2 separate regions of the Homo sapiens genome follow, and region 2 is linked to region 1. The links are chromatin loops, found by intact Hi-C in ENCODE. Cell type or tissue: endothelial cell of umbilical vein. All regions are shown on one strand.

What was found. Hi-C counts contacts between places; a loop is a spot of excess contacts. Peaks named below come from ENCODE experiments on the same cell type or tissue, not always from the same donor. Only the 100,000 strongest peaks of a DNase experiment are listed, where the experiment ranks them.
Region 2: it touches region 1 in a loop (4-fold over the local background); 5 of 110 quality-filtered maps call a loop at or near these places.

What each region holds. Positions count from the first base shown.
Region 1 is chr13:40,556,001-40,561,000 of GRCh38, forward strand. FOXO1 (forkhead box O1) reads right to left here. Exons shown (of 3, transcript NM_002015.4): 2 at 3,509-4,860; 3 at 1-3,034. The coding sequence ends at 3,523. Among named protein-coding and RNA genes, the nearest start is that of LINC00598, 77 kb to the left of the region's middle. In endothelial cell of umbilical vein, no CTCF peak of the experiment used is centred here; DNase peaks (open chromatin) are centred at 1,135 and 2,871; H3K27ac peaks cover 2,734 bases.
Region 2 is chr13:40,501,624-40,506,623 of GRCh38, forward strand. No RefSeq gene overlaps it. Among named protein-coding and RNA genes, the nearest start is that of LINC00598, 23 kb to the left of the region's middle. In endothelial cell of umbilical vein, no CTCF peak of the experiment used is centred here; a DNase peak (open chromatin) is centred at 2,668; H3K27ac peaks cover 3,588 bases.

The sequences.
Region 1 (5,000 bases):
TGTAATGCCAGGTTGGTCTGTTCGCATAAACCACAATACATTTTTTTTAATGAATGATTATTCCCAAACTAAAACCAGAAAAGAAACTTCTCTTTTAAAATTAGTTATAAATTAAGAACTCTTAGGAGCTTGAATGTAAGAATTTTAAGTTGGGGCTGGGGTTATTGGTAGCATATATCCAGCAGTTGAACAAGTCCAATTTGTATATCGTTGGAGAATGATTTCCATTTTAAGCATCCTTATCCTCTTCTTGGGATGTTCCATTGATTTACTGCTCACTGGGATACATGTGCTCATTTAGACTTTGTCAGTTTGTCAAAGCAGAACTTTCCAAGTAATACATCTATTACCTAAATATATTCCATACGTCTATATTACGGAAACAATACATCTTTATATTTAAAATATCTGAATAGCTCTATAATACAATATGCTTTTAATAACAGTACAAACCAGAGAAAATAAATCAAACAAGGCTGCATAGGTGATATCATTTGCACATTTCACAAAGCAATCATGTACAATAACTGATATATACTCATTACTCCAGAAAGTCAGTATTCTTACAGGAAAAAAACTACCAGAGGCCACATAATGTTTGCTTTCCAGACAGACCAGATGCCTTTCCCTGGACTTCACTGTTCTCAGAGAGCTACCAAGGATTCATGACAGGATTTCAACACACAATGGGGGCTTGGGAGAGGTATAATTACCCAGACTCAGGAGGAAGATATATTTTCCTAAGAGCTACTCCATGAAGTAGTAAGATTTTAACAGTGATTTTGGCTGTAGTTGCCTCTTTAATGAACAAATGGGGGCTCTGAGGTTCCTTGTATTATGATGCAGTAATGGCACGGGAGGAAAGTGACAGTACGTAGTAATAGAAATTAGTACACAAGTACTTTGGCACCAAGTTCAGTTACATACCCGGGAGGCTGTGCTTAGAGGAACTTGGGTTTCTAAAACCAGCTATGTCTTGGACTGCCCCAAAATGAGGATGATAGAGTGGTGGCTGTTCAATGAATCTTCAAAAAAATGATCATCACAGTGGGAAGCTTACAATAGAGCTGGCTTACTGTAGGAAATCTTATCAGGAACACTTGTGTTCTTGTTAAACATTTAGGAAATACCAAGCCAATGAAGATGCAATTAACATACAAGACAAAGCAAGTGTGATGTGGGCTATATACAGAAAAATTAGATCCTTCTCAAGAACACAAGAGGAACAGTGCTGTGCACCTGTTCTCTTCATTGTGATGACTTTGGGCTTTCCACATGACTTGAAAATACTGATGGACTAAATAGGACACAAAGCCAATTAATTTGGTCTGTCAGTTACAGGTAATTGGAAAGTAATAAAACATAATGATAGGAATTACAGTTTAGGTTGCTACAGGCTAAAGAAATTTTCAAATTCTTAAGCCAAGGCTTTTAACATAATCTCAATGCACAACTTACAGCTGGTTTTCAAATAAATCTCCCCAATTTTTAAGTAAGTTCTATTCCATTTGCTACCCATCTGAACTTATGAACACAAATTCTACAAACCACTCAAGTCCCATTTTTAAATTCCCTCCTTCCACTTAAACTTCCACAGTGTGCTAAGTAATCTAATCTGCAGGGCAGAAGGGAGAATGAGATGAAGTATGAGTGTTGACATAATTCCTCAAGGCAGAACTACAAAACCAACCTCCACCTGGACTGAAACAAGAGCAAAGAATTATGAGGGGAAACTTTTGCTAAAGCTCAACTCAAAATGGTGAAGTGGATCAAAATCCCTCGTTTGACAAAGGACCATTGCTTTAGATGCAGATCTCCCTTTTCTGATCTACAAACATTATGAGGCCTCCCAGGACTACAGAGGTCTCTAGAGAAGACTTGATGCTATGCAGTACGCATAGTTCAGTAGAAGCAGATGAAATTTCTTTAAAATACATACATAAAAACATATTAAGTTATCCTAAATAAGAAACGCAAAGTGTCCATAACTATACATCACTTTCCTGCCCAACCAGGGCCTGAAACGTTGAATATGCAAGTACTAATTACAATGATTTAAGATTAGTCAGAAACATCACTAAGTAGCATCCCAAAGTGTACAAACCAGTTAAGCATGTATAAAATTAGTACTAATCCAGTTAGAATACAAAATGAAAATTATGAATGCTGCCCCAAATACCTGTGGTTCCACAAAATTTACAAGCTGACTATGTAACAAAGTAGACTCTAGTTTTAAGAAAACATTATTACAGTTCAATATCTATTCCAAAAATGTTCTTAAGTCCCAACAATAACATCAAAAATCATTTATCTGGAAATTAGAACCATTTAAATGTTTGTACAAATTTGCAAATAACAAAATAAACAAAAAAAAATAGAAAAGACCTGTACAAAGCTGGCATTTAATCTTTTTTTTTCCAAAAGTTTAACAAGTCCATTAATTTAGCAGATTGATAACAGGCTACTTGGTTCTCATGTGAATTCTGTGGCAACGTGAACAGGTCCAAGGCTGTTCAATGGAGATGCAGAATGGAGATTCAGTTCTTTGTGATCCGTCAGTTCCGCAGAAAACAGGTAGTACAAACAAAAGTTTAACTTATCAAGACATGAGGCCCATCACAGTATTACAAAAAGAGTATAAACTTTCCTTGGACCAATTGGATATTTAGAAAAACCAAAAACACACACAAATACAATCTGTATCTACTGCTTATATACAAAACTTGAAAGCACACCAGGATCTGAAAATCTTTTCTGCAATTATATGGTGTAGTGAGTTTGGCACTTCATTGTAATGAAATTTCCAATGGCACAGTCCTTATCTACAGCAGCACATAACCTGCACACATTGGGCAAACATCCTGTACAGGAAAAATGTCTTTGCTGCCAAGTCTGACGAAAGGAAAAAAGGAGGGTTTTTTTTTTTGTTTTTTTTTTTAACCAAGAAAACTAAAAGGGAGTTGGTGAAAGACATCTTTGGACTGCTTCTCTCAGTTCCTGCTGTCAGACAATCTGAAGTACTTTTAAGTGTAACCTAGGAAAAAACACATACATACGCACACACACATACACACACAATGAAAATATAGCCAAATTAAAATCAATTCAACTTAACATGTTAAGAGTGACAGACATACTTAGGGGCAAAAAGCTAGAGCTTTCTCAAACAGCTCTAAAATCATTCAATGGGGAAAATTCTACTTTACAAAAAACCCTTCAGCATTTGATTTATATCAAATGTATTCATTTATTGAAGAGCTACTAAAAAGATGCAGCCATCGAACTGTCAAAAAGAAATCTTTAAAGCAGTTAAAGGAAGCTTCCTTCTGTGTAAGCTCAGAAGGAAAACTGTAAGCTGCAAAAAGGACAGAGAATGAATGATAAAAGATCCCTCTCTGCAAGGGACAGTCAGTTGACATCAAAGATGTGCTAACCATGGCAAGTTACTGTGTTCCTCGCTTTTAAGTTCTATTTTTCAAAAGGTCTTTTGATATTGGGGTGAACTTACCTGCTCACTAACCCTCAGCCTGACACCCAGCTATGTGTCGTTGTCTTGACACTGTGTGGGAAGCTTTGGTTGGGCAACACATTGTCAAAGTTAAAATCCAATGTATCTCCATCCATGAGGTCATTCCGAATGATGGATTCCATGTCACAGTCTAAGCGCTCAATGAACATGCCATCCAAGTCACTTGGGAGCTTCTCCTGGTGGAGAAGGCCCATTCTGCCATAGCCATTGCAGCTGCTCACGGAGGAGTAGCCCCCCAGGGCACTCATCTGCATGGGGTGGGGCAGAGGCACTTGTACAGGTGTCTTCACTTGGGTCAGGCGGTTCATACCCGAGGTGTGGGGCATGGTGCTTACCGTGTGGGGCAGGGGACGCCCGTTAACTGCAGATGTCTGCTGAGCATGTCCAGGGTGGGTATGGGAGCTGGGATTCATCATTTTGTTATGAGATGCCTGGCTGCCATAGGTTGACATGACCGAATTAGGGCCCATCATGACGTTCTGGCCCAGAACCCGGCTGTTGGGCTGGGCTACCCCAGGATCAACTGGTGTCATAATGTCATTATGGGGAGGAGAGTCAGAAGTCAGCAACTCCTTCAAGAGTCCAGGCGCACAGTTATACTGACTCATACCTCCATAACTCGACTTATTGTCCTGAAGTGTTTGTATAGGCATCTGGGGCAAAGGGCTCATGCTGGATTGGCCATATGTATATTTTTGGTAGTTTGGGCTGGGTGAATTCAAACTGGTGTTTGGTGGCGCAAACGAGTAGCACGGCGTCTGCTGCATCATGGTGCCAGGTGAGGACTGGGTCGAAACAGTTAATGATGTTGGTGATGAGAGAAGGTTGAGATTATCCAAAAGATTTTCCATGTTTTCGGGATTGCTTATCTCAGACAGACTGGGTAAAGTAGAGGCCATCTTTGCGGCAGATGGCGGGTACACCATAGAATGCACATCCCCTTCTCCAAGATCATCCTGTTCGGTCATAATGGGTGAGAGTCTCCCACTAATAGTACTAGCATTTGAGCTAGTTCGAGGGCGAAATGTACTCCAGTTATCAAAGTCATCATTGCTGTGAGAGCCAGGGCTTGCAGGCCATTTGGAAAACTGTGATCCAGGGCTGTCCCCAGCACCCTCCTGGCCAGACTGGAGAGATGCTTTCTTCTTGGCAGCTCGGCTTCGGCTCTTAGCAAATTTACTGTTGTTGTCCATGGATGCAGCTCTTCTCCTAGGAGATTTCCCGCTCTTGCCACCCTCTGGATTGAGCATCCACCAAGAACTTTTTCCAGTTCCTTCATTCTGCACACGAATGAACTTGCTGTGTAGGGACAGATTATGACGAATTGAATTCTGTAAGGCAAAACATCTTATTAGAAGTACAATACTTCTCTGCTTGCAAAACTTCCTATTCTACATGTATTACATGGAAAACAAGTAAAAAATCTTAAGAGTGTGTGCTACAGATTTCCATCTGAACAGTCCTAATGGCT
Region 2 (5,000 bases), 54 kb before region 1:
AATGAAATCTTGTCATTGGCAGCAATGTGAATAAGCCTGGAGGACATAATTTTAAGTAAAATAAGTTAGGCACAGAAAAATAAATTCCATATTTAAAAAAAAAAAGATTGAGCTTAGAGAAGCAGAGAGTAGAGTTGTGGAGATTAGGGTGGGAATGGTAGTGGGGAAGGGAGGATAGGGAGAGGTTGGCTAATGGACACAAAGTTACAGCCAGATGGGAGGAATAAATTCTAGTGTTCTGTAGCACTGGGTAGGGTGAATACGGTTAACAATAATTTAGTGTTATTTTCAAAAGCTAGAAGAAAGGATTTTGAATGTTCACAACACAAAGAAATGATAAATGTTTGAGGTGATGGAAACGCTAACTATTCTGATTTGAGTATTGCACACCATATGTTGAAATATCACCTGTACCACAGAAATATGTACAATTATTATGTGTCAACTAAAAATAAAATGAAAAGAAAAAATATATTCTCCCAGGACCTGGCAGCAAATATCCCATTGAAAGAAAACCGGATTCCCAATTTTGCTTTTATAAAAATCTCTGATATTCATCTTCTCGAGCAATAATAGCATCTTTGTCTAGGGAAAAAACATCTGGTTTATTTATATGGTTTGACTTATATCTGGTAAGGAGAGGAGTAGCAGGTAGTCAGTGCTCATGAGTATCATGGAATCAGTACAGTGGAGCAATTAAGAGCTTAGACTTTAGAGTCTGAAACACTAGGGTCCCTTTCCCAGTTCAGCCACTCATGCACCATGTGGACACAGACTAGTTACTTATCCTCTTATTGCCAACACCTGACTCAGAGTGTTGGCAATGAAATGACTTCATGAAAGCCAAGTGCAGGATAAAGAACCTCGTGCATAGTGAGCATATAAAACATTATCATCATCATCATCATCAGCCATCAACAACCGCAAACTTCCAATCGCCTGCTACATTCAAAGACCTGCCCAAGGCACTGAGAGATGTTCACAGTTCTTTTTAGGAAGAATGTTTGAGAGATTTGAGAGGTATTTGTCAAGTATAACAATGGATTTAAAGATATCCAGGAAAAACTATCAGTATAATCACTTTTCTAAACTACAAGCAAATTGCATAACATAAGCATTATCTTTTAACTATACAAATAATGCAAACTAACTAGTTTAGAAAGCAAGGAGGCACAAGGAAGCATCCATTTGCCTGGACATTTGTTCGCTGGTTGCTCCTATGCTTAAGTTAGTTGTTTCTTAGGGGCTGGCCACAGTCCCATTGGATGAGAAGCTTACAACCATCATAGTCTTACTTCTGCTCCTTTAATTTCCAAGTTCCTAGGGGCAACACTATAGCTAAATATCAGGACTAGAGATGAATGCTCAACTACACACACACACACACACACACACACACACACACACCCTCCCCTCTATGACATCCCACGTCACCATCACCCTCAATGGCAACTTTCTATGGAATTTTATCCACTTCTCTGGTTCTTTGTTCTGGGATATCCTCCCTTTTTCACCAAACATGGAGTCATGTCAGCTACTCTTGTTTATTATCATACAGAATGGCTCATACCTCGTAATGTAGGAATGTTCTGTGCTATTGCTGCAAACCATTAAACTTTAAAGCATAGAATAGCTTTCATGTTTCTTCTTCTTTGGAAGAAGACAAAGCACTGACTTCACTGCCATTTGTTTCATAACTTACTCACATTACAGCCCTGAAAACATTCTACTGTTTTGGCCCAAATGGCTTCCTTGAGTGAAGAGCATAGGTTTCTACAGCAGAACCAGCAGGTTAGCTCTCAGGGTCAACCAATGCACACAATGGACTCTGGCTCCCAACAGCTAGTGCTTCAGTCCCCAGATTAAGGGCCATTACTGTAGATGAGCCATCCTTACCACCCATACAGCAATGGACCAATTTGGAAGGAGCCACTGGTCAGCTTTATACTTAGAAGACAGTTACAAGAGGAGCAACAGAGAGTAGTGACCTTACTGAATGCTCTTTGTACTTATACTCATCCAGGGACCTACGAGGCTGTGAGTAGCCGAAACTGATGTGCTGAAAAGTAGAGCGAAATGGAAATAGATCTGTTATGAGACAGAAGGTCTTATAGCCCAAAATTAACTTACTGCAAACATCCATCTTTGCTCCCAGTCCAAAAGTCATCCAACATAACTCAGCCAATGCCGACGTCCAGAGAATTAACGAGTAGCTGCTAGTTTCTGCTAGATCATTCTTTATCAGAACATAATTCTGTAAGCCCCCTGTTAAATTTTCAGAATCCTAAAGGGAGGGAGCCTATCTCCTCTATCTTTACATTCCAGTTCTTAGCACAAATGGCTGGTATAGAGCAAGCTCACCATAGATATTTGCAACATGAGTTGAGGAAAAGCAAACATCATCCTCCTGAGCTTAGTGTTCTCAGGAATCCCCAAGCTTTTGAAGAATGGAGGAATGACCTTCTAACTCCAGTCACATCATGACTAGAGATGAATGTTCAGCACACACAGGAACACACAGATACACACACACACACACACACACTCCCTCCATGACACCCCATTGTTTCCCTAAACCAGAGTCAAGTACTAGGATGCAGGCTTTCTGGAATGCACCTCCCTGGAATTCCCAGCCTATGTTGATTCTATGAGTAACCATCAGACACTGGCTACCACTATCTGTCATCAGATAATATCCTTTTCCTCCCACTAGCCAACTGGATTTTGAACCTGAAATACCCTTAGAAGGATATTTTCATTTTAGTTCGTAGTCTGGCTGCAGCCTCAGCCAGGCAGGCGGGCAGGATACAAGGGTCACCACACATTCCTGCTGGCTCTGGAAGGCAGAGCCATGGCCTGTCACCCTCAGGGCCTTGCCAGCCAAGATCCACCCATCTCAACAGCATTCTTCTTTCCAAGGGCCTCTCTCTCCAGCCAACTTCCTCTTCAACCTATTATTCTGAGGCACTTGGCTCTCCCTTGTTCCTGTGGGGTAGCCTAAGTGGGTGGCTACTTTTTACATGTCACAAAATTGCACTTGGTTTTCTACCATCTGGCCTTCTCCAATACACTGGCTATATGTTCTGGTTTGCTACTCTCTCTCCAGTGTGATTTACAAATTTCTTTCCCGAATGTGCTTTCCAGATACGAGGCTCCAGTGTGGAGAAACAGGTGTAGACTTCTTGTCAAAACTGCCAAAGGCTAACACCACTGACAGGCAAGTGTCTCCTCACTCCCCAGGGACTCCGCACCCTTGGAATGGAACAAGGAGGAAAGCTATAACTGGGTCCCCTAGAGCACAGACTCAGGACTGGGGCCCATTTCGCTGGGGTTCTGGGGTGACTAGATTCATACCTCTTCATTAATTTGATTGCCAAGAATTCAAGAGTGTATCCATTACTTCTTTTCAAAGATTTTATCTTCTTTATCTGTTACTGCTTTTATGATTGAATTTTTTGTTACAGATTACTTGTTAATATCTGAATATTTCTATGGATTTCCTATGGAAAGATATGAAAATAATTCTTTCTGCGGTGCATTTACAGTTTCGTAGGCTGCATTATCAAGTATATACTGGACAAGAGACAGCTTATATTTTGACAAGGCATTGATGACAGTTGAATCTTCAGCTTAAAATTTTACATATCTGATGATGGGAAGAATTTGTCACAGAATAGCTTCTGGCCCCTTCCATGTCAAACCTTGATCATCTTCTATTACCCACACACTTCTGGTGCCAGGTCCTTAAATGCCTGTTCACCTCAGCTCAGTCATGGAACTGGTTGAGTCAGCACAATCGGCATTAGAAGCATTTCTGTAAACTACTCACACGAGTGGCTACAAATAGTTAACTATACACAGAAGCAACTGTGAACCTCATAAATATATACCTCTAATCCAAACTAAATGTCTGCTTGACTCCGCTTCCCTTATTCTGATCCCAAAAATGCCTGCAGTCACCAATTCAAGAAGGGAGTATATTGGAGAGGAAATCGCACTAGAAAGAGACTGTGGTCTTAACCAATTATAGATCATTTATCTTACTTGTATAAATTTTACAAAAACCTATAAGCATGTGAACAGTTTACTGGACCCTCACATGGCTGTGAAGGTGAAGGAGCCTGAGCCGAGGCTTTGATTATCTTTATTGGAAATCCACTCTGTCAATCAGAACAGATGTAGCTGATGAGCAATCAGCTCCATTACCCGGCACCTACTGGCTGAACAAGCATCCCTGAATGTTGACTGCTAACGTTCATAAACATCTGTACGTGTTTATGACTAAACACTAGGTTCTCACTCTAACTTGTTTTAAGTTCTGTTTTGCCATCCTTTTCTTTCATTATATGTTATTGCAGCCTTGATCTGTACATTTAGGCATTTTTAAATATGTGGTATGTATTAAGGGGCTTTCTGGGATCACAGAATATATCTCTCTACAAAGGAGGGTGTAAGAATAGCTTGGATGAAAGGGCAAAATCCAAGCATCCCTGAATGTTGACTACTGACAGTCATAAGCATCTGTAGGTGTTTATGAATAAAGGTTAGGTTCTCACTCTAAGTCGTTTCAAGTTGTTTTGCCATTTTTTTTCTTTCATTAAACAGTTCCTTCTTGCCTTCCTTTAAATGCTCATTTGCTGTGGTCTCAACCTCTTGCATTTTTATGTTATTGAAGCCTTGATCTGTGCACAGTAGGTATTTTTAAATATGTGGTGTATACTAAGGGGCTTTATAAAGACAGGATTACAGAACATATCTATCTCCAAAGGAGGATGTAAGAATAGCTTGGATTAAAGGGCAAAACATGTAGATCAGGTAAAGGAAGGTATTAAGCAGTCAACTGATGAGCCAACCAACCAAGCCACCGAGAGTCCTAGGAAGCATTTCCTGCCCTCAGATCAGGTCAGGAGCCAGACATTGGTGTCTGTGTGTTGGTTTCTCCTCTACTGGAATGCACGTGTGTTGACAGCAGGACCTGCATCCTTCATCTCATGTGTCCA